Linked DNA regions of Homo sapiens: region 1 is linked to region 2. Evidence: chromatin loops called from intact Hi-C (ENCODE). Cell type or tissue: mammary epithelial cell. All regions are shown on one strand. Links, peaks and the distances in the headings refer to the core of each region. The heading gives the core; the rest is flanking DNA.

The links. Peaks named below come from ENCODE experiments on the same cell type or tissue, not always from the same donor. Only the 100,000 strongest peaks of a DNase experiment are listed, where the experiment ranks them.
Region 1: it touches region 2 in a loop (4-fold over the local background); 8 of 110 quality-filtered maps call a loop at or near these places.

The regions. Positions count from the first base shown.
Region 1 is chr3:98,915,495-98,931,385 of GRCh38, forward strand. All of the region lies in intron 1 of LINC00973 (long intergenic non-protein coding RNA 973), which reads left to right. Among named protein-coding and RNA genes, the nearest start is that of LINC00973, 8.9 kb to the left of the region's middle. RefSeq lists an enhancer at 7,351-7,645 and a silencer at 13,072-13,263. In mammary epithelial cell, for the core only: no CTCF peak of the experiment used is centred there; a DNase peak (open chromatin) is centred at 7,497; H3K27ac peaks cover 1,102 bases.
Region 2 is chr3:98,974,232-98,990,122 of GRCh38, forward strand. It overlaps LINC00973 (long intergenic non-protein coding RNA 973), which reads left to right. Exons shown (of 3, transcript NR_186665.1): 2 at 8,233-8,303. It overlaps LOC124906343 (U7 small nuclear RNA), which reads left to right and starts at 13,156; the gene lies at 13,156-13,218. In mammary epithelial cell, for the core only: no CTCF peak of the experiment used is centred there; DNase peaks (open chromatin) are centred at 3,520 and 6,930; H3K4me3 peaks cover 1,001 bases; H3K27ac peaks cover 4,867 bases.

The sequences.
Region 1 (15,891 bases), core at 3,816-11,815, 58 kb before region 2:
TAGTGTGTACTTAAAAAATAAATAGGCTGTTCTGAAATTTCACTGAGATTCTGAAACATCCTGCATGCCAGTACTATTCACACTGCTTAATTTTGGTCTCGAGCCTGCCATGAGTTCCAGTGTGCCAGGCTTGATCAGTGGATACTTCCATCATGTATCCCTGCAGTCTGAAGACCCTATTTGCATTTTAGCAGCTACTTTCTTGGTGGGCAAGAGCATGTATTGACTTGGTGCCAAGCTAGTTGAGAAACAGCAGGCTCATTTTTACTAAGCCAGTTTGTCCACATAAAAACATGAAATTTTCTGAGTAATAATACTAGAATGTCACAACAAAGTGAACTGGGTCCTGATGGCATTTCTTCTCAACCACTGGTGGATCTTAGTATAACCCTTCACTACTGGCAACTTTAGTGGCCACAACATCGTTTTACTTCATGACAGTTGCTAAATTCTGAAGATCAGAGATGTATTAATTTTCCTTGCTTTTGGAACCACATAGATGACTCTGGAATTATAGCTCTCCCTCCCCTGCCACCCCATGAAAATTGGACAAAACCTTCCAATAGCACCCAGTAATTGATAGCTTCTAGAGGAGACAGTATCACCCAAATCTTGTTCACTGTAGGCAGTAGGCTCAATAATTGCTTTGGGTATGGCAAACTAACATCTTCACCTTTTTGTGAATCTACTGTCTCTGCTCTGGAAGCACACAACTGCCCTTCTGGCAGCACACCATCATCTTCAGGGACATAAAATCCAGCCCCAGGCCCCTCAGAGCCACAGAGAGAGCCACAGGGGTCCAGAACTTCTTGTGGAAGATGGTAGGAGACTTTAAAAGAACTTTTTATTGAAAAGACTTTGTTATGAGTTGGTACAATAGTCTCTTTCATAGATACTGAGTATGGAGTTACAGTACGACTGTTATTCCCTATTCCCTAATTTAATTAAATAAACCTTAAGCAATTTTTAAAATGTCTAACATATTGTCTTCAATACTATAGTAGAAAATAAATATGAATAAGTAATGACTCTTCCTTGAAGAAACTTATTAGAGATGATTAGATAAGCATCCAAATATATATAATACAAAGTAGAGTCCAGTGCATACCATGAAATAGGTATAGATGTAATGGATGGAGATATTGCATTTTATTGGAAGGATCTGGAAAGCTTCATAGAGGAGGACATGAAGAATGGACAGGATTTTAGTAAGTTGAAAGTTTAGGACACTATCAAAGAAGCAAATGACATGGACAAAGGCATGAAGGTAGATACATACAAAGTATTGTCTTAGGAGTTACTAGCTACCATGAAAACTATATTAATTTTTTCAGCCCCCAACAGCTGTCAAAATATTATTTAGGTCACTTTGATTCCTCATTTGCATTTTAATTCAACCATCTCTGACCTTTCTGTCAGAGAAACATTTATTTCTCCTTTTAGTTCCAGCAAGGAAGGTAAAACTTGAAGACATTGTAATTTGGGAGTATAATGTAAATGTGAATTTTTTATTTGTATCTACTTTCTGTGAAAGAGTTTGGAATATACTAGGACATCTTTATTTTCCATGGTGACTTAAAAGATGTCTGTTTTAATGATATAAAGATCATAATAACTGCAATCTCTTTGATTATCCTTGCCCACTATATAACATGTAATGGTCCTTAATTGCACTCCTTGTCAAATGAAAAAGTATTATACAAAGGAAGTGATACAGCCTGTGAACTGGTAAGTGTAGGAACTTTGTGAATTGTTCCACAGTGCGGAAGCATCCTTAATGAATCTTTGCTCACTGCTTTATCTGCCTTATTTTGAAAATGCAGTCTATGACTTACTTTTTTCTTTGACTGTGGGATGAAGTGATTACTCTTCTTCAAAGTTACCAAGTAATTAATACCATAGAATTGTTTGCACATAACTCTGAAGAAAAATCCTGAACATATCATCTGAATTATTGACAGATGGGTTTCAGAAAAGAAATTTAATTAAAGGAAAATTTATATAAAATATTAGGTCAATGTGCAGGCACATGGGAGCTGAGACAATGCTAGTCTTGAGACTGCCACATATGCTAATGCACTGTTAAATTCTAGGGAATGGCATTCATGTGATAGTCTAATGGAGGGAATGAAATTTCTGTTGCTGGGTAGTGCACAACCTCCATGGCCATACAAGGCAGCCCTGTCCATTCTTTGGGTTTTCTTTTGTTTTGCTTATTGTGGCTGAAGAGTCTCTTTGCCAAGTTTCCCTGTGTTTGTCTTCTGTCTTTCCTCTGGCTCTTACTTTTCCTAGAGCATGGCAATGGGATTCATTGGCAGCTCTGTTATCTTGGGCTGTCTTCAGCTGTGTCCTTGACTCCCTAGATTACACTGAACACTGGCATTCATATACCCACAGTCTTTGTTAAGAATTAGTAGGGAAAATTTCTCTGTGTTGCCATTTTTTTTTCTTCTGGATGTCAAGGTCTTCCCCTGTCTATGAGTTTTTATTCAGGGAGAATCGTATTTTGTCTTTTCATCCTTGTATTAGGGTGACTATATATTGTCCAATCAGAGACACTTTGAGATATATGGTCATCCTAATATAAAGGCACAAAAAGCAAACGTGATTGTCTCAAAAGGAGCTCTTGCTAATAGCACTGGAATACCAAGTATAAACTGGGACTTTTCTGGGGACTTTGGGTCATCTAATCTCTGACCCTTTTTCTTACAACTGATATGCAGTAGATTTATACCATAAAGGGCAGATACTAGAGTTTTGGAATATTTTCATTCAGTAAGTAAATAGTCATTGTCCTGTTTTCCCCAAGTGTGCCCTCACCACTGTGGCTCCTACTCTACAGATCTCCTTACTGTCTAGCATCTAATCTGGCAACCTGTAGCATGGTTGGAGGATTCTAGGCCCCTGCACAGGGGCTGAGGTTGGCATCTGATAAGGACATGTGCTATACCAGTTACTAAATAATGTTGATATTACCCTAGTCATTTTCTATCTATCTACAAAGCCCCACTTTTCTCTGTAACTTTGTCATTCTATTAAGGTCTAGTCCCAGGACTGTGAAGACACTCAAGCGTTAGTTTGCTGTTTCATTCCTACATACATGTGAGCCATATCCAATTTGCTAGGAGTTATTTGTGTACATATAATAAATACCAAGCTATTTTTTGATGCAAGGAGAAGGTATTTGATTTTGTTATTAACATCACAGAACTGCAGTATGATTAAATTTACTGTAAGCAAGCAGCTTTGAAAAAAGAGCTCTGTCTCTTGTCACAATCTCAGCATTGTAGAAGATTGTTTCTGTCTGTGATTCTACTCCCCTGACTGGAATGTGGAGAAGATGACTAGTTATATAAATAAGATTAGAAAAACTAGAGGAGTGTTTCAAAGAAGCACTAAAACAGATAATGTTTAGATAACTAAAAAGAAGTTAGAAAACTATTGTGTCTTTTGCTTAAAAATCATATACCAAAATATTTTCAGTTATTGGGTCAAATTAAGATCTTCCCAGGAGCAATAGAGGAAAAGAAAAAAAATGAGATGAAACAAAAAACTCCCCTTTTTAGGAGCATTAATTTTAAAAAAGGATGAAATACTCCCCTCCCATAGGGCAAGTGTGAATTGAAGGATGAGCTCTAGATCAAAAGTTGATATTTTCATGGCTTTATATTAATGTGAGATCTGAAATTTTTAAAATGCTAAGAGGCAATTGACAAAAGCTTCTTTGGGAAGTTGGTATCTTTTTTTGTAATGCACAGAACTAAATAAGGGGAAGACAGAAGGTCTAGGGATGTGGTGAAGCTGTGGAAAGAGCATTATAATCTAGAGTCAGGAAGGCCTGGGTTCAAATCCCAATTCTGCCCTTTGGTAACTAATGTCTGTGTAGAATGACTTCCTCATCTTAGAACAACATAAATATTCCTTTCCCTATGAACTTGTTGTCAGCATTTAGCAATTTAATGTAGGCAAAATACCTACTACCAACCCTACTCCATAGTAAACACTTAATAAATCTGCACTTTAGAATCTGGAATATTTTGATGCAAACTGCAGAAACTAAGGAGTAGCCTAAGGCAAAGAGAAAGGAAGGGTCAGTGTGACCTGAAAACTGGATGGGTCTGTATATGTCAAGGTCTGTGGAGTGTGTGGAGAGCTGAAAGAAGAGTACGCAATATAGGAAGCAGAAAGAATGAAGCTAGGGCTTGTTGAAGAGATATCAGCAGCTGATTTCATTTATCAAGTTAAGATCAGAAAGCAACCTGGCTTATACATGATGGCCTTGCTTCTCTGAGACTCAAAAAGAGACTTGTGGCAATTTCTGGACCTAGAATGAAAAGAAAGGCATACTGTTAGAATTATTGTGCCCCGTGGGTCAGTTTATAGCCTTGTTGGGTTTATAGCCTTGAAGTTCATAGACTCCCGGGGGAGCTCTAATTGTGCTTCAGGAGGCTTTTTGAGCCTCCTGAAATTGAGTGCAAAATTTGGTACATATTTGTATTTTCTGGGAACAGGTTCCATTGCTTTTTTCAGATTCAACAAGTTTCTGATTTCTGATTCTTCTGGTTCTGGTAGTTAACTCCCCAGTACTCATTTCATAGCTTGCACATCGTATGTCAGCAATATATTTTTGAGAATTAATATCAGTTTTGGGGGAGCATACTTGATCTAAGGGTAACTCCATGCTCTTTTGCAAAATTTGCTTCAAATTCAGAAAGAATAGATGAATAAACCTGATGTACCCATCACCCAGCTTTTCCCCTTCACCCTTGAGAGAGAAAAGCTGCCCTTCCTCCAAATGCACATGTCTGAGGAAGCATTTGGCCCAGCCTGGAAACCAGCCTACAATATGAGATGAGGAATCTGACACTGTGGGTGTAAGAGCAAAGAGAGGAAAAGAACTAGAATCTTCATGACATTGTTGAGCCACTGGTTCAACAATGTTCTGAAGCCTGGACTATGTCTGGGCTTCCTCTCCTGTGAGCTAATAAATGTTCTTATTTAAATAAGCTTGAATAAGGTTTTATGTCACTTGCAACCAAGCGTATCCGATTAGTCCCCAAAGTTTGAAAGCCAATGGTTTACACTGCATTAAAAAAGAGACATCTTAGCGAATGCTTAAATGAACTGATCAGGGTTTAAAAAGTATTTCAGCATAACTAGATAATATGATGTATTTGTGTACTTTACCTCATCTACAGTACTTAAATAACTAGCTTTTCTCTCTGAGGTAGTTGTAGGAGTGCCCCAAACCCTTTCATAGTGGTAAGAGAATAAAAGAGCACTACCATTTAAAAGAAGGAAGAGTGGGAAAGTTAGAGTGTGTATGTGTGAGGTTTTTAGTTATGCAGTGTATACATTTTATGGAATCACAACAGTTCAGAAAAGCTGAGGCATACAAAAAATGTAATTGAGAGGGTCTCTGTCTCAAGACATCACTGGGGAGGGAGATGTCTGCTTTTAGGTCTTGATCTATGGTGCCACTGGCTAGCCTTTTGATCTAGAAGTGATCCTTCTGTTTTGGTGTTTGCCATTGGTGATTGTAGTGCTCCAGCTGCATTGGCAACGGTATGGTGTGTGGACAACAACCCAACTCATGCTCTACCCCTGCCTCTACCACCTGCAAAGACACAAATCCAAATCCAAACTTTAGTGGTGTACTATCTACCCTGGATCTTACTGACATGCATTCCTTGTCCAGACTGCACAGCCCTAAATAGGCATATCATCTTGCTTTATCTCCAGAGGACTCTCCCGAAACCCCACTCAGAACCCACAGGTACTTTCAAATGCTCTCTATACCACTTTAGGTTATGAACAACTTGGGAGGATGAGGAGGATAATCTGTAGCCCTCTCATGGCTAGATCTGCTGTGCTGCTATCTCTATAGACCCCACTATGACTATGTGAAGGTGCTTCTTCCAACATTTCAGACAGAAAGCTAGGCAAATGTCTACTCTACTCTTGGAACTCAAAGAGAAACCTGGGAGGAATTCTGTGAGTCTGTTCTTGCTACTATACTGTTTGCCTTTTTATCAATCACTCAGGTTACTGCATAGACAGCATAGTATTCTAGTCTGCAGAAGATACAATGCTGGGAGAAATAGCTGAACACAAAATAATAGCCGGAAACACTTGTCTAGTGCTCACTATATCCACTCTTCTATGTGATTTGCATAAATTAGTTCATTTGATTCTTATTTCACAGATGAGGAATGGTGTATTGAGACATCAAGTCACTTGCCCAAGGCCACATAGCAAGGAAATGATAGAGTTAAGTTTTGAGCCCGAGTAGACTGGATCTAAAGTACAAGCTCTTAATCATTATGTATTGAAGGCCTTTAGCATGATCTAATAGAATGGATTCTTTAGATTTCCTAAAACAAGGGATAGAAAATGACAGTGGGAAGGGGGTGACTATTTAGTGGTCTGTATAAAAAAGAACAAGGCTTTTTAGTTGGTCGTAATCTGGATTTGAACAGCAGATAAGTAAGCTGCTCCTAAGAAGGAAGCAGTCTTCTGACCAAAAAAACTATGGTTCAGGAGACAGAAAGTGAATATTTTATCATACTCTAACTACTTTGACCCATAGGACTATGCTGGAATACTTTAAGTCTGGTGTCGGAGTTCATGATGAATTTTGTCAGGCTCAAGAGGTCTAGGACATTTGCCAACATTTTCTTCAGTCCAGTGACCACTTCTCATGACGGGAGACAAAAGCTTGGCAAAGAGGTCATGTAATGCCAGCTTTCAGATATTCCAAGAATCATCATAAGGAAGAGGCATAGATTGTGAGGTTACAGAGTTAATATCTTAAGATCAGAAACAATCATCTAAATACTCAAAGTCTTCAAAATGTTCAAAGACAATAGTCAAGGCTACCTCATTAAGTAGTGAGCTCTCAGGCAATAGAAGGTTCAAGTATTTGAATCACGATTTGTTGAACACCCTATTTGTTGGAAAATTATATCAATTAGAATACCATTCCAACAAGACTGTTTTAAGAATCTTTACAAAGATAGGTTAGGCCCCCCAAAATGTGTCTCACACAGTTGTTAACTAGAAAATACCAAATTAGTATAGGCTTTTCAAAACTCTTATTAGTACATACTGACGGGCAATATTACAAACAAAATATGAAAGAATAATATTTATGATGAAACATATAAACTGCTTAATATGCATTTTGGAAAAATGTTGGAAACTCAATTTCAGATGAATGTTTTCCTGCCACTTTACTGTTTTTGAGTGCTGTCTTTGGGGAAATATTGCAATAAATAAAAGTGGGAAAGTTAAGTGGCTGAGCACCCTGTCAAGATGCCCTGTACAGCAAGTGCACTTGTGATAAGTGCAGAAGGGAGAAAAGGTTAATGTAATCAGAGAAATGCGTTCTGGGTCACCCTAAAGAACATGTCTTGTGAGTCATCTGTGTTCACATTTCTTTGAACTTTGTCTATCCTAACGGAGATGAAGCAATTACATAGACATAATGTCTTACCCTTTTAGTACAATGCATTCCGCATTCCTCAATCCATTCATCATCATCAGTGATATTTGTATTCAATGCTGTCATGCAGAGCTAGCTGCCAACAATTATTAAAAAGAAAGCCATAAGGTCATACATTTAGGAGATAAAGCAAAACCAATTATTACAATGTGTACTATGAAGACATCAATCCATTAAGGGGAAAAATCACTAAGCTCCTCAAAGATACTTTTGCATCAAGGATTATCTTGTATTCAGAGACCTAAAGTAAATGAAGTGATTATCTGTCACTTGTAGTTCCTCCTCTCTGAAATGAAATCCACAATGACTGTAGCATTGCTGCATAGCAACTTCCCTCTCTCTTTTTGCTCACCATTTTACCTATATTCTCACTGGTTAATTTCTCTGGACTTTCCTTATTACCTGCTTTTATCCTTCAAAAGCAAACAATAAAAATATTCTCAGAGGCCAGGTGTGGCAGTTCGTGCCTGTAATCCCAGCACTTTGGGAGGCCATGGTGAGAGGATTATTTGAGCCCAGGAGTTTGAGACTGGCCTGGGAAACATGGCGAAACCCTGTCTCTACAAACAATACAAAAATTAGCTGGGCGTGGTGGCATGTGCCTGTGGTCCCAGCTACTCAGGAAGCTGAGGTGGGAAGATCACCCAGGTCCAGGAGGTGGAGGCTGCAGTGAGCTGAGATCGCACCACTGCACTCCAGCCTGGGTGACAGAGCAAGACCCTGACTCAAAAAACAAAACAAACACAAAAGAAACTTTAAGATTTCATTACTAGAAATATTTGATGTAGCAAGTGTCCTGTCTGCCACAGTGTTAGTACTATTCTTCCCAGCTTCTTAGACAAAGAAAGGGGCTGTTTTAAATATATGTATTTTCTTTTCTCTTTCTTCTCTTTTACATCTCCTTTCTCCCCCTTCCTCCTCCTCCCCTTCTCCTCATGCCCCACTCATCTTCCGCCTTCCTTTCTCTCCTCTTCTCCTTCTTCTTCTCTTCCTACCTGCCCCTCCTCTTCTTTCTCCTTTCCTCTCCTCCTTCTCTTCCTCATCCAACTTCTGCCTCTCCCCACTCCATGATTACCTTCAAAATGAAGTTGTTGATCCGAATCAGTTTTCCGATGCCACTAATAAAATAGCATGTACATAGTGCTTGCTATTTGCAGAGCAGTGTTCTAAAGGCATTACATATATTGACTGATTTAATCTTCTCAACAACCCTAGGAGATAGGCAGTACTGATAAATCCTTTCATAGAAGAAAAACTGAAATATCAAGAAGTTACATAATTTGCCATTTGTCATATGGCTAATGAGGTCTGATATGGTTTGGCTCTGTGTCCCTACCCAAATCTCACCTTGAATTGTAATAATCCCCATGTTTTAAGGGTGGGATCAGGTGGAGATAATTGAATCACGGATGCGGTTTTCCCCCGGCTGTTCTCATGATACTGAGTGAGTTCTCACGAGATCTGATGGTTTTAAAAGGGGCTTTCCTTCACTCGGCTCTCATTCTCTCTGCTGCTGCCTTGTGAAGAGGTGCCTTCTGTGATTGTAAGTTTCCTGAGTCCTCCCTAGCCATGTGGAACTGAGAGTTAATTCAACCTCCTTCTTTTATGAATTTCCCAGTCTCAGGTATTTCTTCATAGCAGCTTGAGAACAGACTAATACAAGGTCTGAGCATAGCACTGTGATTGAAAGGCCATGCCTGAACCATTAATATGCACCACTCCTCTAACTCTAGGGTCTTCCAGAGCAGCGATTTCCTTAGAGGCTAAGGAAGAAGGAAATTAACATATACTGATTGCCTAATTTATCCCAGGCCCTCCCACGTGTTGTATAGCTAGATCTCTGCAACAATACTACAAATCAGGCATTATTATCTCTGCTTCACAAACAAAGTTAAAAACATTGTCCAATGTCACGCTGTGAGCCACAAAAACAGATTTTCATGTAGCTGATTCTGTAAGGTACCCTCTTTGGAACATACTAGAGTATGGCCTGTAACTAGAGATGCAATGAGTAGCCTTTACCTGAGGCCTCATCTTTGGCATTATCTTCATGCTCTGATATTTGTGTCTAAATAACCTCTTGGATACTCTAGAAGACTTGAACTACCTAGTCAAGGCTGCATCTGCCTCCTTTAACCTGGTCTTAAGAATTTATTGTCTGGCCATGGTGGCTCACGCCTGTAATCCCAGCACTTTGGGAGGCCACGGCGGGCAGATCACCTAACGTCAGGAGTTTGAGACCAGCCTGGCCAACATGGGGAAACCCCATCTCTACTAAAAATACAAAAATTAGCTGGGAATGGTGATGTGCATCTATAATCTCAGCTACTCTGGAGGCTGAGGGAGAATTGCTTGAACCCAGGAGGCAGAGGTCACAGTGAGCCGAGATCGCACAAATGCACTCCCACCTGAGCGACATGGCGAGACTCCATCTCAAAAAAAAAGGGAAGAATTTATTTTTTATTTTTATTTTTTTTTTTTAATTTTGAGTCAGGGTCTCATTCTGTCATCTAGGTTGAAGTGGAGTGGTGTGATCATGGCTCACTGCAGCCTTGACCTCCTGAGATCAAGCCGTCTTCCTACCTCAGCCTGCCATGTAGCTGGGACTACAGGGGTACACCACCATGCCTGGATAATTTTTGTATTTTTTGTAGATTTGGGCATGTCCCTGTGTTGGCCGGGCTGGTCTTGAACTCCTCAGCTCTAGCAGTTCTCCCACGTTGGCCTCCCAAAGTGCTGGGATTACAGGTGTGAGCTACTGTGCTAAGCTAATAATTCATTTTTTTAATCTAGAAGACTCACAAGGCCTCATCTGGTCCTGACTCTGATATACACCACAAATTTTTGTCTTTCTTTGTTACCCCAATTCCTAAAATGAGATATTGAGAAGCAATACTTAAAGGAGAACCATATGTATCAAATTCTAAGAATTATTAGATTGAACCACAGGGGACTAATGCTTTTGTGTATTAAATAAGTAAAACAGTATAATTTCATATGGGTCAACATCATTTAAGTTTTATATTCCCCATTTTTATTTCCACTTATGTAAAAATAATTATAGAAAATATACTATTTTTAAGGTAAACATAATCTTATTATCAAGGAAAAATTACCAGGACGTTTTATATAATTTTATTTCTTATATAAGTCATAAGTGTGAATCAAACAGCCCTGGCAGCTAGTGTCTGCCATGCTGCTACATCGTAAAGGACACTTTAAAAAATACAATGAGTTCCATGAAAATAAAAATACAACATATCCAAATATATGGAATGCATGAAATCAGTGCTGAGAGGGAAATTTATAGCACCAAATGCTTACTTTAGAAAATAAAAGTTCTCAAATTAATAATTGAACTTTCTATCTAAAGAAACTGGAAAAACAATAGTTAGATACTCCCCTGACAAGCAGAAGATGGAAGTAATACAAATAAGGACAGAATCAATAATCTTGAAAACAGAAAAACAATAGAGAAAATCAGTGAAGCAAAAAACTGGCTGTAAAGGTCAACAAAATTGATATACTTCTAAAAGACTAAAAACATTTAAAAAGAGAAAATTTAAATTACTCATATTAGGAATGAAACAGGGTGTGTGATTATAGACCTTTTAGACATCATAAGAATAGTAAGTAAATATTACAAACAATTCTACATGTAAACTTGACAGTTTGTTGAAATGAATAAATGCCTCAAAAAGCGCAAACTACCAGAACTCAATATGAAATATATAATCTGAATAACTCCATAACTATTAAAGAATTTGTATTTATAATTTAACCTTCTCCTTCCCCCCAAAAAACCCTCCAGGCACAGACAGTTGCACTGGTGAATGCTTCCAGGCTTTTAAAGGATAACTAATAATAATTCTATAAAACCTCTTCCAGAAAATAGAAGAGAGAACACTTTCCAATTCATTTTATGTGATCAGCACTAATTTGATGCCAAAATCTGGCAAAGGCATTACAAGAAAAAAAGTAAACTATGCAGCAATATTCCACATGAACATATACACAATGCTCAATAAAATATTAGTAAGTTGAATTCAGCCATATGTAAAAGAGTCGTGATCAACAACTGAGTGAGGTTAATTACATGAATGCCAAGTTGATTTAATGTTTAAAAATAAATCAATTTAATTCATTATGTTAGAGACTAAAAGGAAAACCACATGATCATAACAATTGACACAGCAAAAGCATTTGAAAAATTTAATATTCACATTCATGAGTTTTATATTTTAAAAAATTCATTTTCAATATTTATGAGTTTTATAAAAACTCAGCAAACTCAGACTATAAGGGAATATACTTAACCTGATAAAAGGCATCTATAAAAATGGCAAACCTAATTTAATATTTAATTGTGAAATACGAAATGCTTTCCAGAAAAAAAGTAAGAACGTTTAATCTCAACTCTTCTATTCAACAATGTACTAAAAGTTCTAGTTATTGCAATAAGACGAGTAAAAGAAATTAGGCCAATCGAGCCAAGATAGCCAATTAGAAGCAGGTGTGGTCTGTGGCATTCACAGAGAGGAATGATCAAAGAGGAGTGTGAATTCAGCACCTTCAACTGAAATATCCAGGTTCTTGCATTGGGACTGACCAGGCAAACAATCCAACCCACAAAGAACAAAGAAAACTAGGGAGCTGGTGGGACAATGGCCCAACTGGGAGTGGCACCGAGAGGAACCCCCAACCCCAGCCAAGGGAAGTGGTAGGTGATTATGCAACCTGGACTGGGAAACCATGCTTCTCCCATGGACCTTTACAATCCATGGATCAGGAGATTCCCTCATGAGCCCACACCACCAGGGCCTTGGGTCTGATACACAGAGCTGTGTGGAGTCTCGGCAGAGCAGCTGTTCAGGCATAGACAGAGGCCCAGGAGTTTTACATTCTCCCACCCCAGGATTCCTGTCAAGGTGCGAAATCCATCCATACATATACTTAGGAAGGGGGCTAAATCCAGGGAGCCAAGCAGCTTATTTCTGAGGGCCCCACTCCCACGGAACCTCATAAGTTAAGACCCACTGGTTTGGAATCCCAACCTGCCAATGGCAGTGGGTTGGAGTCTGCCTGAGATGGGTCTGAGGTCCTGTGTGGAGGGGTGACCACCATCTCTGCAATTCTGTTGATTTAGCCACTCCAGCCTGCCAGCTATGGAGAATACAGATGATCAGATGAGGATGGGTCCTTTACAACACAGTACAGCTGCCTTGCCAGAGCAAAGCCAGACTGCTTCTTTAAATGGGACCCCAATCCATTCTTTCTTACTGGCAGGACCTCCCTGTGGGGGCTTCAACCATGCCAGCAAGAGTTCTATGGACAGAGCTCTGATCTTTCCCTGGGAGGAAGCCCTCAGGAGGTGGGGCAGCTGCCATTTCTGCAGTTCGGTTCACTTAGTTGTTTCAGTCTGCTGGCTGTGGAGAATACAGATGGTCTGGATGAGGAAGGGTCCACCGCAGTGCAGCACAGCTACCTTTCCAGATTGTGGCCAGACTGCTTTTTTTTTGAGACAGAGTCTCGCTCTGTCACCCAGGCTAGAGTGCGGAGGCGCGATCTCAGCTCACTGCAAGCTCCGCCTCCCGGGTTCACGCCATTCTCCTGCCTCAGCTTTGCGAGTAGCTGGGACTACAGGCGCCTGCCACCGCGCCGGCTAATTTTTTTGGTATTTTTAGTAGAGACAGGGTTTCACCTTGGTCTCGATGTCCTGACCTCGTGATCTGCCCGCCAAGTGGGATCCCGATCCATTCCTCCTCACTGGGCAGGATCTCCTTGCAGGGGCTTCAGCCACTCCAGCCAGGGTTCTACAGATAAAACTCTGATCTCTCCCTGGGATGGAGTTCCTGGGGGAAGGGCTGCCACCATCTCTGTGGTCCTGTTGATTCAGCTGCTCCAGCATGCAGACTGTGGAGAATACAGGCTGTCTGGACAAGGAAGGGTCTCCCAGAGTGCAGCACAACTGCTCTACCAAAAAGCAGTCAGACTGCTTCTTTGGGTAAGTCACTGATTCTGTTCCTCCTGACTGGGTAAGCCCTCCCAATGGGGGTCTCCAGCAACCTCCTGATGCATGTGGGTTGGCAACAGGTCAGAACCGCCCCGGGATGGAACTTCCACAGGAAGGAGCTTGCTACTATCTTTGCTGTTTTAAAGGCTTCACTGGTGATAAGTCCAGGTATGGGAAAAAAACAAGGCAACTGGGATCTGGACCAGACCCCCAGCAAACTTCAGCAGACCTATGATAGAATGGCCTGAGGGTTATTATAAAAGAAAAACAAACACACAAACAAAAAACAACAGCATTAAAAAAAAAACCCACAAGGCCGGGCGCGGTGGCTCACGCCTGTAATCCCAGCACTTTGGGAGGCCGAGGCGGGCGGATCATGAGGTCAGGAGATCGAGACCATCCTGGCTAACACAGTGAAACCCCGTCTCTACTAAAAATACAAAAAATTAGCCGGGCGTGGTGGCGGGCGCCTGTAGTCCCAGCTACTCGGGAGGCTGAGGCAGGAGAATGGCGTGAACCCGGGAGGCGGAGCTTGCAGTGAGCCGAGATCGCGCCACTGCAGTCCAGCCTGGGCGACAGAGCGAGACTCCGTCTCAAAAAAAAAAAAAAAAAAAAAAAAAAAACCCACGAAAACCTTATTCAAATGTTAGCAACCTCAAAGATCGAAGGTAGATAAGCCTACAAAGATGAGAAATAATCAACACAAAAATGCTGAAAACTCAAAAAACCAGAGTGCTTCTTCTCAAAATGATTGCAGCACCTCTCCAGGAAGGGCACAGAACTGGACTGAGGCTGAGATGGCTGAATTGACAGAAGTAAGCTTCAGAAAGTGAGTAATAACAAACTTTGCTAAGCTAAAGGAGCATGTTATAATGTAATGCAAACAAGCTAAGAATCATGATAAAACATTACAGGAGCTGATAGCCAGAATAGCCAGTTAAGAGAGAAACATAACCAACCTGATGGAGCTGAAAAACACAACACAAGAAATTCATAATGCAATCATAAGCATCAATAGCAGAATAGACCAAGCAGAGAAAAGAATCTCAGAGCTTGAAGGTTATCTTTCTGAAATAAGATAGACAGACAAGAATAGAGAAAAAATAATTAAAAGGAATGAACAAAACCTCTGAGAAATATGGGATTACGTAAAGAGACTGAACCTATGGCTGATTGGGATACCTGAAAGAGACAGGGAAAATGAAAACAAGTTGGAAAACATACTTCAGGATATCATCCAAGAGAACTTCCCCAATTTAGCAAGACAGGGCAACATTCAATTTTGGGAAATGCAGAGAACCCCAGTCAGATACTCCATGAGAAGATCAACCCCAAGACACCTAACCATCAGACTCTCCAAGGTTGAAATGAAATAAAAAATATTAAGAACAGCCAGAGAGAAAGGACTGTTCACCTACAAAGGGAAACCCATCATACTAAAAGCAGAACTCTCAGTGGAAACCCTATAAGCCAAAAGGATTGGGAAGCAATATTCAACATTCTTAAAGAAAATAATTTCCAACCCAGAATTTCATATCTGGCTGAACAATAGTTCATAAGCAAAGGAGAAATAAGATTTTTTTCAGACAAGCAAATGCTGAGGGAATTTGTCACCACTGGGCCTGCCTTGCAAGAGCTCTTGAAGAAAGCACTAAATATGGAAAGGAAAAACCATTACCAGCCACTACAAAAACACACTGAAATACATGAGCCAGTGACACTATGAAGCAACCACATAAACAAGTCCTTAAAATAACCACATAACCAAGTCTTTAAAATAACCAGCTAGCATCATGATGACAGGATCAAATTCACACATAACAATACTAAATGTAATGTAAATGGGCTAAATGCCCCAATTAAAAGACACAAAATAGCAAGCTGGATAATGAGCCAAGATGCCATTGGTATTCTGTTTTCAAGAGACCCATCTCACATGCAAAGCACACATATGCTCAAAATAAAGGGATGGAGAAAAATTTACCAAGTAAATGGAAAACAGAGAAAAGCAGGGGTTGCAATACTACCTTCTGACAGAACAGACTTTAAACGAACAAAGATTAAAAGAAGACAAAGAAGGGCATTACATAATGGAAAAGGGTTCAATTCAAGAAGAAGAGCTGACTCTCCTAAACGGACTCAATACAGGAGCACCCAGATTCATAAAGAAAGTTCTTAGAGACCTACAAAGAGACTTAGACTCCAACACCATACTAGTAGGAGAATTTAACACTCCACTGACAATATTAGGTCATTGAGACAGAAAATTAACAAAGGTATTCAGAACCTCAACTCAGCTTTGGATCAAGTGGATGTGATAGATATCTACAGAACTCTCCACATAATGGAGACCATATTGTCCAATGTGAACATA
Region 2 (15,891 bases), core at 2,630-10,629:
TACCTAAATGGCATGTAGCAAAGTATACTAATTTAACTATTATTATGGATAAATCTTATCCTTTTTGTTATATCTTATGCATTTTTTTGATTTCTATTCCCTTTCTCAATACGTGTGACTATTCTGCTGTCATTAAACCAGTGCTTTTATTATTTTCTCAAAAGTCCATTCTTTTAATTAAGTTCAGCTTTTTAATCATCTCTTATCCTAATTTGTTCTCCCAGTTGTTACAGGCTTTTCTTTTGGAATAACAAATAAAAGGATGGGATACAGAAAAAAATGAAGTCCTTGACCCACCTTTTTCTCTCTGTCTTTAGAGAACTAACCTTTAGGTACCCAGTCATTTCCTGTTCCCATAGAAGTTGAGAGATATTGGTGTCATGTTTGTTCAGCACTTTAAACCATCTTCTTTGGAGAGGGACTGAACTACTAACTATCTGTTAGTGAGTTGCCTCTGATCTCATAATTACAAATAGGAAGCCAGTGTAAATGTTAGCTCAGTTTTCAAGGGCAAAGGCCAAGAATCAATCACATTAAATATAATTTAAAAATTCTGCTAAAAACAAGCAATGAGGAAAGGATTTTCTATTTAACAAATGGTTCTGGGAGAACTGGCTAGCCATATGCAGAAAATTGAAACTGGACCCCTTCCTTACACCTTATACAAAAATTAACTCAAGATGGATTAAAGACTTACATATAAAACCCAAAACTATAAAAACCCTAGAAGAAAATCTAGGCAATACCATTAAGGACATAGGCATGGGCAAAGATATCATGATGACATTGCCAAAAGCAATTGCAATCAAAGCAAAAATTGACAAATGGGTTCTAATTAAACTAAAGAGCTTCTCTGCACAGCAAAAGAAACTATCATCAGAGAGAACAGGCAACCTACAGAGTGGGAGAAGATTTTTGCAATCTATCCATCTGACAAAGGTCTAATATCCAGAATCTACAAGGAACTTAAACAAATTTACAAGAAAAAAAAAACCAACCCCATTAAAAACCAGGCAAAGGACATGAACAGGCACTTCTCAAAAGAAGACATTCATGCTCCCAACAAACATATGAAGAAAAGTTCAACATCACTATCATTAGAGAAATGCAAATTAAAACCACAATGAGATACCATCTCACACCATTCAGAATGGTGATTATTAAAAAGTCAAGAAACCACAGATGCTGGTGAGGCTGTGGAGAAATAGGAACAATTTTACAGGGTTGATGGGAGTGTAAATTAGTTCAACCATTGTGGAAGATGGTGTGGTGATTCCTCAAAGATCTAGAACTTGAAATACCATTTGACCCAGCAATCCCATTACTGGGTATATACCTAAGGGAATAGAAATCATTCTATTACAAAGATACATGGACACATATGTTCACTGCAGGACTATTCACAATAGCAAAGATATGGAATCAACCCAAATGCCCATCAATGATAGACTGGATAAAGAAAATGTGGTACATACACGCCACAGAATACTATGCAGCCATAAAAGGGAATGAGATCATGTTCTTTGCAGGGACATGGATGGAGCTGGAATCCATTATCTTTAGCAAACTAATGCAGGAGCAGAAAACCAAACACCATTTAATCTCACTTATAAGTGGTAACTGAACAATGAGAACACATGGACACAGGGAAGGGAATAGCACACACTGGGGCCTGTTGGGAGGGTGGAATCAGGGGAAGGGGTGCATTAGGAAAAATAGCTAATGCATCTTGGGCTTAATACCTAAGTGATGGGTTGATAGGTGCAGCAAACCACCATGGCACACGTTTACCTATGTAGCAAACTTGCACATCCTGCACGTGTACTCCAGAACTTAAAAAAAAAAATTCTGCTGCTCTGAATGACTAATACGAAGTATTTAACAATATATAATAATACAATACTGTTGGAAAATCTGTGCAGAGGCAAAGCATTATAGATTGTGGTTGTTTAGTTCCTGTGCATTGTGGGTCACAAGCAGCCAAACTAAGTGCTTTGGAATATTTCCCTAAACTCAGTCCAGCGTTGGACACTTTGCACTCACAGACAAAAAACAAAATGGGCTTTTTCCCCTCCCCACCTCTGAGAAAAAGATCTGATCTACTCCAGAAGGAAGGCTTATGGTAATTATAAGTAGTCAATTGAGTACTGAATTATACCCGTTGTTTTAGTCAGCCTGGGCTGCCATAACAAAATACCATAGACTATTGGCTTAAACAAGAACAATTTCTCACAGTTCTGGAGGCTGGATGTCCGAGATCAGGGTGCCCAAGTAGTTGGCTTCTGGTGAGGACCACTTCCTAGCATGCAGATAGTTGCTTTCTTTCTGTGTCCTCACATGGCAGAGATAGAGTGAGCTCTTGTCCCTCTCTCTTCTTATAAGGAAAATAATCTCATCATGTGGGCCTCACCTTCAAGACCTCATCTAAACCTAATTACCTTCCAAAGGCCTCACCTCCAAATATTATCACATTGAGGGGTAGGGGTTCAACATGAGTTTTGGTGGGGGACACAGATATTCAGTTCATAGGACTCACTTTTCTCCTCTTATGATTTTCTTAGAGCAGGAGTGAATATTTATTTAAAAGCTTTAGAGCAGGAATGAAAGGAAGTAAAATACACTTGGAAGAGGACTAAGTGGGTGACTTGAGAGAGTCAAGTGTGTGGTTTGACTTGGGGTTTTATACGTTGGCATTTTTTTTTTTTTTTTTTTTTGAGACGGAGTCTCGCTCTGTCACCCAGGCTGGAGTGCAGTGGCGCGGTCTCGGCTCACTTCAAGCTCCGCCTCCCGGGTTCACCCCATTCTCCTGCCTCAGCCTCCCGACTAGCTGGGACTACAGGCGCCTGCCACCACGCCTGGCTAATTTTTTTTATTTTTTAGTAGAGACGGGGTTTCACAGTGTTAGCCAGGATGGTCTCGATCTCCTGACTCGTGATTCACCCGCCTCGGCCTCCCAAAGTGCTGCGATTACAGGCGTGAGCCACCGCGCCCGGCCAGGGGGTCTTACATCCCTTCTCCCTGATTCTTCTTGTGACTTTCTATGGAAATCAGCTATGGAGATCGATTTGAATATAATTATATTCTACCATAATTGCATATGAACTTAAAAGTTTACTTCCTCTGAACTTTAAATCAAAGTCATTATTAAAATTTCTCAGTTCTAACATTTAATGACCTAACTAGATCTTGGAGTTGGACTGAAGAAAATTGACCTAATATCTTTTTTGTCCTTGAATATTAAATTTAGTATCTTATATTTTCTCATGTAGTGAAGAAATATTAAAAGAAAATACTTTCACTTAAGTGTTTCATCTCATTGCTAACAAGAAATATTATGAAATGAACATCACTCTTTCCTCTGAGGAATTCTCTAGCCATTACTGGAGGCAGGATGTGGTGTTAGATGGACAAACATGACCTCATGATCCCTCTGCTAATGTGAATCTTTGTGAAAAATTAAGCGTATTTTTTAAACAATCGGTTTAAGGTTTAAGTGCATTGAGGTAGATAAAATGGGATCACCACCCTGCCTCAACTTGGCACCAAGTTGTCTTTGAAACCATGAGTCATCCTTCCTCTTACAAAGTGAAAATGCTCTTCAACAACTCATTGCTTAGTGGCTCAGAAATAATTTTGAAAAACTGATGACAATGCCATCAATTATTTTGTGAAGACAACAAACTCCTCTGATTTTTCCAAATTTGAGGGGTCTTTTCTAAGTCTTTGTGGGTTTTTTTAGACCATGATCTGGCATAGGTTTTTTTTTTTTTGGTTGGGGTGTTGTCTTGGTTGTGAGGTTTTAATTGTCATGTACAAGACTCTTGGGTCTCCAGATGCCTTAAAATGGAATCATTAGTGAATTAAAATAATGTAGCTCTCCAGAGTATGATTTGCTTCAGCTTGTTAGGTTGTTCAACTCTTTGAGAAATAAGATGAAGCAGGAGCTTAAGATGAAAACTTTCAATCTGCAGTAATGTGTTTACAGACCTATTGTTTCAATAGAAAGAAAACAGAGGTCAGAGAGAGTTGCTTAACTTAAACAAAAACTAAATACACACACACATAGACACACAAACACACACAAATATACACATCCTATTTTGTTAAGGACAATGAGGAGTTTCAAAATGACTTAATTATTCTCTGTGGGTCAATAAGTTTATTTATTTTACCTATCTCATCTCTCTTTTTTTTGGCAATTGACAGATTACTTCATGGAACCGTGATATAATTTGGATAGTAACAGATTTTATAGATTAATGAAGTAAGTCTGCGGTAAGATGTGAATTACTTTTTATAAAAACAAGTGATCCATGTACCACCAGAAAAATAGACTAGCAGAAGTCATCTAGTAGTATGTATTATACTCGCCAATGTGATAGCCTAAACAAACACAACCTACCCAGAGTGAAGCAGTATTACAGCAAGTCAGTATGTCAGGGCTGTGGTGAAGCTGGGGAGAAATGATATGTGGAGATTCAAAAAGCAAGGTAAATTCTACCATTGTCAAAAATTTATCAGTAGGAGCTCAGGGAAAGGAATCATATCCTGTGAAGTACATTTCCAGGTGTAAGACATGGTCCTACATCCCAGACGGGCTAGACTACTAAGAAGGTAACCAAAGCAAGAACTTAAACAGAGAGTAGAACAGGGATTGAGTTACCAAACAGGTGTCAACTGGGTTTTACCAACAGGGCAGAAGCTCCATTCCACCAGTCAGTCAGTCAGTCAGTCAGTCAGTCAATCAGCAAACATTTTTGTCTATGTGTAAGCCACCAATATATTAGATTCTAGGGCATAAAATAAAATAAGATATAGTTGCTGTCCTTTAATTGCTCACAGTTAGAGACTGGGATACAAGTTCAAGACCTGTCTAGGAGCGAGAGTCACAGGATGATGAATGCTAGAATAGAGAATCAACGTGATTTACATCTTTTCTGCCAAATGTCAGAATTGGTCTTAGAGATGGGGTATAAGAGGTGGAGTCTGCAAATGGGGATCCAGTAATTCTATTTATGGGTAAAGGAAGGTTGTAGAGGTCAGGAAGAGTAAGGGCCTGCCTCTTCTGGAACAGCATATGCAAGAACATAGAGATGGCATTTTCAAGTCTTGGCAGATATTTCCTTGCTCTGAATCCTATCATAGCTTGAAGAGAGCAGGGGAAGGGTTATGAACAGTTGTAGTTCTCTTTTGCTCTCAGCAAACAGGGACTTCACACATTTTAGTTAATCTGAAGATCAAAGAATGTCATGGGAGAAAATATGTTAAAAGCAAAACAATCCTTTTGAAATTGTGGGAAACCATCCGAGGAAAGACAAACATGTTTTTCCTCTATTAGATCATTTCTCTAGAAAGGAAAATCTTGATGATTTACTTACCTTCTAAGTGATTTTTAAATAATTAGTACCCATATGTGATTTCTGTCTCTATTTCATTATGATACTTTCTTGACACCTATTGTTCACATGAATTCTAAGGATGCTGCCAAAACAAATTTGTCACCTTACATGCTATGGGATAAAGTTATAAAACAATGTAACCAATATTAGCAGATTTCCTTATTCCAGTCTTCCAAATTTTGAGTTTGGTTCATTGTTAAGGGGTCTATTAGGAAGCATGCAGTCAACTCTGACCTAGGAATCAGGAAATTGGGTTTCAATCCTGTCTTTCCCTTTCTTGCTGTGTGACATTGGCCAGATCTCTTAATGGGAATTGGTTTCCTCAACTCCAAAATGCTTAGTTCATGCAGATGTTATAAATCTTAAATGAAATGATGAGGACATTAATACCAATATTTCAGGTTGGAATCTACAACCTCTCCAAATGCCATCCCACCTTTCCCTCAGCCTCATTCCCACATGATTCCTCTACATATCCTCCCTCTCAGCAAAACAAGATCACATTTGATTGACCCTGGGCACTCTTGTTTAGAACGTTTCCCTTCTATTTTCATTCAGGAACACTTTTGTTATTTCCCACTACCTAGAAAATAATGAATGAGGATACAAAGTGACTTTTCTCACTTGTTTTCTTGATGAGTCTGGTCCAAGTAGAGAAGCTGGTTACCTTTTTTCTAAAGCATTTGACTTTGGCTTTAGCCAAAATTTAACAGTATGTTTCTCTCTCTTTTTTCCTTAGTTTGGGTAGATCAGAAAGAGTGGTTTTAATAGGGTACTTTACAGTTAGCAACTTACTTGAAGAGCTTCTATGTTAAAATTAGTGCTTCTGTCAGAAATAGATAAAACATTTAAAATGTCTAGAAAGATTTCAGTTTATTTCAAATTATTGAGGGACTAATGGGCTATTCTCCATCAAAGTTCCTCAGGGACATACTGCTCTAATTATATGTATTGATTATTCTATTTTTCTGTATGCTTCTTAAGTAGTAATGATTTTTTCCAGAATATGCCTCTCTTATGTTTAATTGTTAATAAATATGTTACTAACAAAGTAAAATTATTTATTGAGAATCACAATTATGTACCAGATATTTAAAATAATATTAGTATGACTAGCCCCATTATAGAATATTAATCAAAGTTCAGAAAGGCTAAGTAAATTATCCAAGTTCAACCATAAATATTATTTTCCTGTTGGGGTTCAAGCGCAAGTCTACCTGACTCTAAAATGCAAACTTTTTCTATAATACCTTGAGGCAAACTTCAAATTATAACCTCAAAATGCTTGACTTACCTGTTTTAAATGAGGAGATATTTTTGTCTCCTGGGCTTGACACATACTTGGTGCTCAATAAATATAGAATAAGTGAAGAAATGAGTCATACTTATACCCAGAAAGAGCTGTGTGTATATTTTAGAAAGACACTAGAAGCTCTTGGGAGCATGTGGACAGTTGTGGCTGCTCCTGAGCTGACACTAACTGCTCATGACTCCTCTGTGGGAGAAGTAGGTGGTTTCCTAGAGGAAGAAGTTTGGGTAATGAAGCCACAGAGATTTGCTGATACATTTGCTAGGCACGACTTCTGGTCATTTAGAAAGCTATTTTGTGGCTTCATCAATAAGGTATTCCCCAGCTGTGTTACTCCTTCGCATTGTTATCTCTTTCCCTGGAATTGAAGGCTTCCTGGTCTGAGGCAAGGACAATTATTCCCTCACTGTCAACCCTGATCTCTGGCTGCAGTAATGAGTAGAGGAAGTAAGTAATACTGGGGAATCAATTTTTTTTGTATGGCATGGGATATAACTAATCCTTTGATTCTGAAATGTCATTGGTGTGTAAGATTCTCTGAGCATTCTCAGTAATAATGGGTACTACTGTTTGCAGAAATTAACAGATGGAAGCTGAAGTTCTCATTGCCTGGGAGTTATATTTTCTTTCATGAATAGTTTATTATTTTCTGATTATAAAATAATATATAGGTGTTAAAGAATATAATAAAGAGGAAAATTGAAAGAAGAGAAAAATATCATTTACAATTTCACCACATTAAATAAGACCACTATTGCTAACATTTTGGTAGATTTTTCTACTACCGCTGGCATTTTTTGGTAGTTGATATTATATTATACATATAAGTTTTACTTCTTTTTTTTGTCTGTTCACTTAGTATTCTGTGAATACTTTTCTAAGTGATTAAAAATGTAAAAACTCTTCTAAATAATTTTTTACTTGATGTTATAGTTACCCTCAATATTACTGTAAAGGCTCTTAAATATAAATGCATAATGATTATATACAATGTTCTTTTCTATAAATTAGCCATATCTGTCCAAGTCACATACCTTGTTGTTCATAGAACTAAGACTAGAAACAATTTGCTCTTATTAAACTAAAGGAATAAACAAAGTAAATTTTCTTGGTTTAGTGTTTTCACATTCTTGCTGAAGGCTAATATTAAAAATAAAATTGGGATTTTGATTAAAATTAAAATTATGTACTCTTAAAGAAGTGCTTCACTTAGTATATTCAGTCATTTTTTCAAGGTTCCCACACGATCATTCTGTTTTTAATGAGCTGAATGCAAGGAAAGAACAATGCCAGTAGTATTCTCTACTGGGATTTATTTTGCCTGTTAAAGAATACATCACCTTTGTGTCTGTATCAGATGGAATAGAAGCAGATTTTTACTGACAAATGATATAATATTATGGCATCTGCTATAGGTTTGTAGAACTGGGTTATGTTGTGGTTTTAATTATAACAATTTGATCTATAGTTTGAGTATGAACACTGAGATCTCCCCTTCCAAACTTTTCTTGTCATTTTTTACAGATGAAGAAATAAGAATGGAAGCATAATCATTTGTCCGAGGTCACAGAGGGAGATGATTACACAGCTGGAATGTAAGCCTCAGTACTTTACTGAATCCTTGGCTTTGTCCATGGGCCCAGCTACAGGCATAAAGCTTTTCTCTTCCCCAGCAGTGACTTCGAGTACCAGCTTTCAAATTTATTTGACATTGAATCTAAGCTTTGTGACCAGTATGTAGAAGGAGAAGAAGGGGAGGAATTACTTATCCTTTGGCATACATTAGCATGCAAATAAATCCTTTCTCTGCATTGTGGAAGGGTCTGAAATTATCACATATACAATGTATCTTTTATCAATGGCCTTGCATACAAATTTTACTTTGAAGAATCCAGATTTAGAGGTCTTCTCCAAACATTTGCATTGTTTCTTTTTCTTAGGATCAGAACTTCTACCTATTGTCATTTTAAGAAAAAAGATCATGAATTAATTAATTTATTCATTATTTACACCCTTATATTCTTTCCCAAATGTTTTAATGTGGCTTACATTGTATACATGTACACAATAAATATTTATATTTAAATAAGTTATAATCACAGAATGAGAATATTATTACAACCACTCATACTCATTCAAATAGCTTGATTATATCATTGAGCTTTTCTTTTAGTTCTGGGTTTTTTGCTGCCTAGTTTAAATCAGAATGGCATCTGATTTAATTAATGGAAACTGAGTTTATTTGATTGATGGAAACAAGATGATTTCAAGTGTGATGCACTTTTTCTGTACTAACGTTTGAGATACATTTATTACAACTGGCCACTTCATAATGGGCCATAAGCATTGTTTAAAGACAATGGCTACTATTGTTTGAAAGCTAAGGAAAGATCCAATGCTACCAGATGTATATTGGCTGAGAAATGATCAGCTGAAACTACAGGCTGAAATGCTGTATAAGGTAGGCAATAAAATTAGAGAATGTTTGCCGAACCCACTAAGCAGCAAAGAGGACCCAGCTTAGAAGTAATGTAAATTTTAAAGCTCTTTACCAGTGGCAAGCTAATTTGAAATATTAGAAGTTATTATTTGTTTTATGTTTCTCTCTCTAGCAGTATAGTTTTTAACCGGCTTGTAAGAGCTCTTTTGTTAGTAATGATATCAACCCTTCTTCTCTAAATTAGTTGTTTGCTTATTTACAATTTCTGAATTTTTCTCAAACATGACAATGATTCTGATGCAGTGGTTCTCAATCAGGGGTAGTTTTGTACTCCAAGGGACATTTTGGCAATGTCTGGAGACATTTTTGGTTGTCAGAACTAAGAGGACTGTGCTCTGGGCATTTAGTGGTTAGAGGACAAGAGTGCTGCTAAACATCCTATAACGGACAGGGTGTCACCCACAACAAAGAAGTATCCAACTCCAAATGTCAATAATGCTGCAGCCGAAAAACCCTGGTCTAAGGAATCATCATCCTGGTGTATTTTTTTTTTCCAGTAGTTCGGAAGAATGTGAAGAATTCTCCCAGAATTTTTCAAGATATTCCAAGTACCTATTTATTTTATAATCCTTGAAGACTTACTAAGTACCCATAAACTGGTTGAGGAAAGCCAGTTTCAAAATAAATATGAAATCATATTTATTTTTCTCTGATTAATCAAGGTCATCATGTTTTTAGATGCCCTGCAAAGAAAACTGGTCAAAATGTAAGACTGGCCCTCACATTAAATCATCCAAACTAGTAACACTCCTCTAAAGGACTTCCCTCTTGGAACATTCTTGACTTTCACATAATCAGTAGGCAACCTCCTTAGTCAAGGAGTCCTCTCTAACTGGCAAACCTATCATTTGGAAGAATGATCTTTTCTTCCTCCTTGCTGACTTTAGTTTCAGACAGCTAATTACAAGTCCTTGTTCCTCCGTGACCTAGACCTGTGACTTAAGGCAAATTACAATACCTTTTTTTCATGCCTAATTTTATTTAAAGATTTGAAAACTGTATTGCAATATAACTGAAATAAACTAAATTGCACAAAGTATAAAATTTAATATGTTTGGATATATGTATACACTTAAAAAACTTCACCACAATGAAGATAACAAACATATTCATTACCTGCAATGAAGATAAAGAACATATTCATCACCTGCAAAAGCTTCATTTGCCCCTTTGTAATACCTTCCACTTGTCCCTCCCTGCCTCTTCTCCTTGTTCTCAAGCAACCACTCATTTGCTTTCTGTCACTAAAGATTAGTTTGCATTTTAAAAGAATTTTATAAACTGGAAGAGTCACACAAAATGTCTTAGGGAATTTTTTTCACTCAGTATAATTATTTCAAGATGTATTCCTGTTGTTGAGTGTATCAATAGTTCAGTTATTTTGATACTCAGTAGAATTCTGTTGTATGGATAAACCCCAATTTATTTATCCATTCACCTAGTGGTAGACATTAGGATATAATACTTTTTCTTTCATCAAGTTTTTCACTATCTCTTGATGTTTACTTTTGTAAATGACTATTTTTCTGAGTGCACTGAGTGATAACCAAGCAAAACTTTTTGAAAATCTACCCACCAAAAATATTGCTGAAATATAAAGTTTTTGTGAAATTTGACACCTCACTTTGGACCTCAAAGATATTGGATAAACATGAAAATGACTACTTCTAGTATCACAAAAACAATAAAAATAGAAGAAATAATTATACTACTAACTGCCTAAATCATCAGCCATTTTTCTTACATTTTTTAAAGCAATTGGTCTTCTCAGATTCTCAGTTGGAGGGAATGAGATTTCTTCCCACTTGGGAAGTGGGAAGCAGTAGGTAAGATAAAAATCACTCAGGAAGTGTGAAAAGACTTGGCTTAAGTTGGGTAACTGTGCAGCTGAAAATTAGAATAATAAACTGCCTTTTTAACCTGGATGAAATTTTTTTTACGTTTCATATTTCAGCATTCTAGAACTCTTTTGGAGGGCTTCCATCTCTCCAATTTGTTGCTAGTAAAATACAAAAACTCTGCTTCTTGCAAGGTGTTTGATTTGGAAGATATTCATTAACAATTACTCACCAGGAAAAAGGAACACTCTTTTGATCTTAGTAGTTCACCTTTCTTAAGCTGATTTAAGAGCTCCTCATCATGGTGCCCATGAGTGCTACATCAAATAATACATGTCAAAGCCCTAAAATATTAAGCAATTTCTGGTTAATAAGGAGTTTTTGAACAGAAGGAAATCTGTAACACTGTGAGCTTTTCGGTCTGGGAGTTAAGTAGATATAAACAGGACGAGGAAAGAATACACAATAAGCAACTTATCTCGTTAATTTTCCACACATTCCTAGACATTTGTGAGTGGATAACCTGGGCTTTTATTGTCCAACTGTCACTTTCACTGCATCAATTTAAAAATACAGCTGAAGAGCATGTTTTACTTAGAGTTTGTTTTTAAAACTAGCCAGTTAAATTGATCAGTTGTTAGATCTGACTTGATTACATCTAAGATATTCTCACAGGAAACTGGTTATGATAAGAACTTAAATTCTATCATCTGCTTATGGTAACTTAGCACAAGAAGCATTTTTTTTTAAAGGCCCCTTTCTTATCTTTTATTATTCGAAAATGAAAAACATATTTTTCTAGTATTACTGAGAAACACCAAGGGACCCACCCAACTCCCAGGCTACTCACTGTTCTTTCTCTTAATTGCTTTTGCATCATGTCCAAGTCTGAGCATTTGCACTGAACACATGCTTGATAAACTCTGCTGGCTGAAGATGCTTGTCTGCTTTGCATTCCTCAGCCTGTGAAGGATTTTTTTCTGCTTCACATACCTAAAGGGGCAAAGGTCAAATCCCCTCAGCTGCAGATGAGGTCATATTGCTGATCGCCTGCAGCTGATCACAATAAAAACAAGTTCTCCCATGTGATCCATCCTCCCTATTTAGGAGCAGTGATGTCATCTCTAGTGAGACAGGATGAGACATGCAACTTGTTTTAAATTGAACTACATAAATTTTTCTTCTGACTTCACTGCAATCTTTTATTTACATTTTAGCAAAAGGATTAGTTTGGTCATCGTTTCAAACTAAAAAACACCCATAAATGAAATAGAGGGAGATTATATTTTATAAGTAGTCATTCATATTAAGTTGAGCCACATGAAATCGCCATTTTTCTATGTAAAATGATTGGATATTGGCAATTTCATGGTTCATCCTAATACTTCCAAAGCACCTACCTCCTAGAATATTAAACAAGTTCTAGAATCAGGCAGACCTTAGTTTGAATTCCAACTCTGCCATTTACTAGCTGGGTGATCTTAAAACTTTAGGGTAACTTTCAGAACCTCACTTTACTAAATTAAAAAAAATGAATAACATAATATGTACCTCACAGGGTTATAGCTAACACCTGTAAAGTCCTTAGGAAATCATTTGCCTACAGGAGGCACTCAATCCATGGTGTTAGTAACAATAGAATTAATACTGGTAGTGTAGTAACATAGGTCCCTTAGCCAAAGCCCTAGGGTCAGATGTGTTTCAGAGCTCGTAACTTCTCTGATTTTAGAAAAATCAGAAAAGTTATGAGTGGTGCTTATACTACTGTATACTACTGTATACTTATTATATAGTAGTATAATATTATAGTATTATAATATTATACAGTACTATAATATTATAGTATTATATAGTAGTAGATATATTAGATACCATGAGGATATTATGAGTAGTGCTTATACTACTGTACTGTAGTGCTTATACTCAGGACTAGCTACATAATTTACAGGGCTCTGTGGTGGGGGTGGGGAAAGCAAGGCATCTTGTTAAAAAATTATTAAGGATTTCATGATGCCACAGCAGAGCTTTTAGCCAAGTGCAGGGTCATTGTTAAGTGTAGGGCCCTGTGTGACTGCCCTGTTGTTTACATACTGTCTCAATATATACCCACAGTGTTACAGATCTTTTAGAATTTGTCTAGTACATTTTCCAGTTTTCACCAGGAATCTGCCTCCCCACCCCCCACAAAAAGTGAATAAAAAGAAAGGAAAAAGAAAACAAATAAATAAAATATATGTATACCCACAGCAAGGTCTGAGGACAGTATTCAAACACATTAATGCTTCTCTAGGAAAATGTTTGAATATTGACACTAAGTGGAGTACTTGACATGAAAAAATGCTCACCATCACTGGCCATCAGAGAAATGCAAATTAAAAGCACAATGAGATACCATCTCACACCAGTTAGAATGGCAATCATTAAAAAGTCAGGAAACAACAGGTGCTGAAGAGGATGTGGAGAAATAGGAACACTTTTACACTGTTGGTGGGACTGTAAACTAGTTCAACCATTGTAGAAGTCAGTGTGGCGATTCCTCAGGGATCTAGAACTAGAAATACCATTTGACCCAGCCATCCCATTACTGGATATATACCCAAAGGACTATAAATCATGCTGCTATAAAGACACATGCACATGTATGTTTATTGTGGCACTATTCACAATAGCAAAGACTTGGAACTAACCCAAATGTCCAACAATGATAGACTAGATTAAGAAAATGTGGCACATATACACCATGGAATACTATGCAGCCATAAAAATGATGAGTTCATGTCCTTTGTAGGGACATGGATGAAACTGGAAATCATCATTCTCAGTAAACTATCGCAAGAACAAAAAACCAAACACCGCATATTCTCACTCATAGGTGGGAATTGAACAATGAGAACACATGGCCACAGGAAGCGGAACATCACACTCTGGGGACTGTTGTGGGGTGGGGGGAGGGGGGAGGGATAGCATTAGGAGATATACCTAATGCTAAATGACGAGTTAATGGGTGCAGCACACCAGCATGGCACATGTATACATATGTAACTAACCTGCACATTGTGCACATGTACCCTAAAACTTAAAGTATAATAATAAAATAAAAAAAAAACAATTAAAAAAAAAGACTGTAAATATCTTTCTGTCAGTTCAGGTCAGATTTACCACCAAATGCATTTACCACAAACTTAGGAAAACCTTGCAGTTTTCAGAACATTTTGGATCTGGAATTTCAGATAAGGGACTGTAGTGGGGTTTACATTGTGTTTTCCAGGCTAGCCACACATTGGGGGTTTATGTAACAGACCTGAAGGTCAATCTGAGAATATTGAAGCCAAGGGCAATTGGGTTCGAATCCTGTTTTGACACATAGTAGTTGTGAGACTTTAGGCAAGACACTTTGGAGGCAGGGTTATAATGTGGTTCCCTAGGAGCCTTGGCTGAAGGGATGGGAGGGAAATCACAGCCTTCATTTACTGGTGGATGGATGGGCAGCAAGCTTCTAATGACAACAATAAACATAACCAAACAATGCCCACCACCCCAAAAATGCAAACCCAACAATTTGACTTCGTCTTCTACTTTATTTAGAGTTCTGCCTTCACTTACTGTCTTCTGATGCCTCTCATCATGGTGTTAACTGTCATGCTAACATATTTTCTTTACAAATGCGCTCTTAATACAGAATGTGACCAGGGAGTGAAGCTGTGTGATATGGTTTGAATCTATGTCCCTGCCCAAATCTCATGTCGAAATGTAATCCTCAACATTAGAGGTGGGGCCTGGTGGGAGGTGATTGAATCATGGGGGCAGACCCTTCATAAATGGTTTAGCACCATCTCCTTGGTGTTGTTCTTGTGATAGAGTTCTCAGAGAGCTGGTTGTTTAAAAGTGTGTTGCTCCTCCCTCCTGACCCTGCCACTGTTCCCCCCTTGCTAGACACCTTGCTGTCCTTTTGCCTTCTGCTGTGATTGGAAGCTTCCTGAGGCTTCGCCAGAAGCAGAAGCCACTATGCTTCGTGTATTGCCTGCAGACCCATGAGCCAATTAAACCTCTTTTCGTAATAAATTACTCAGTCTCAGGTATTTCTTTATAGCAGTGTGAGAATGAACTAATACACTGTGCCTCCTGTCTAAGCATCCATCCCAGCTCTGTCTTTGGCCAAAATTTGAGTCTGTGGAATAATAATGGGTGCCATTTATTGCAACTTACCATTTTGGTGAACAAAGGGCAGTTCCATCCATGTATAGTAGGGGCTTGGAATCAGGTTTCTTATTGGAATCTATGATGTATTTATCAGAAGCTATATATACTTGTATTATCCTACAATGACTCAATGGAATGATTCCTGAGGCAAGCAGTCTTAATGAAACCAAGTTGATTTTTCTCACAATGCAGAAAGAAATCAGATTAATTTAACCTGTATAATATTTATTATTTTATTAATTATGTAATCTTCTTAGGATATAAAATAAGTGGACAGAATTTTTAAAAGTTTAAGAGGATGGGATTTTAATGGAAAACCGCAAAACACTTGAACAGAAAGAGATGCACAGACATACACTAGAAAAAAATACTATACCTTAATATCCTTACAGATTAAGAAATAAAATAGTTGATAGAATTGTCCTAGTGGAGCATGAGACAATGAAATCATTTCAAGCATGCTGGAGTGAGAAAATTAAGGTCAGAACCTGTATTTCATCCATTTGCATCCTAGAAAATGAGGCTGCCTAAGAAAGCAAGCATGACCAACTCCAATTATTTTTTGCAAGCGGCATGTGCAATTGTGCTATCATTCAATAGAAGTTCAAAGTAGGAAAGTATCTTATTATGGTTGAGAATACACCA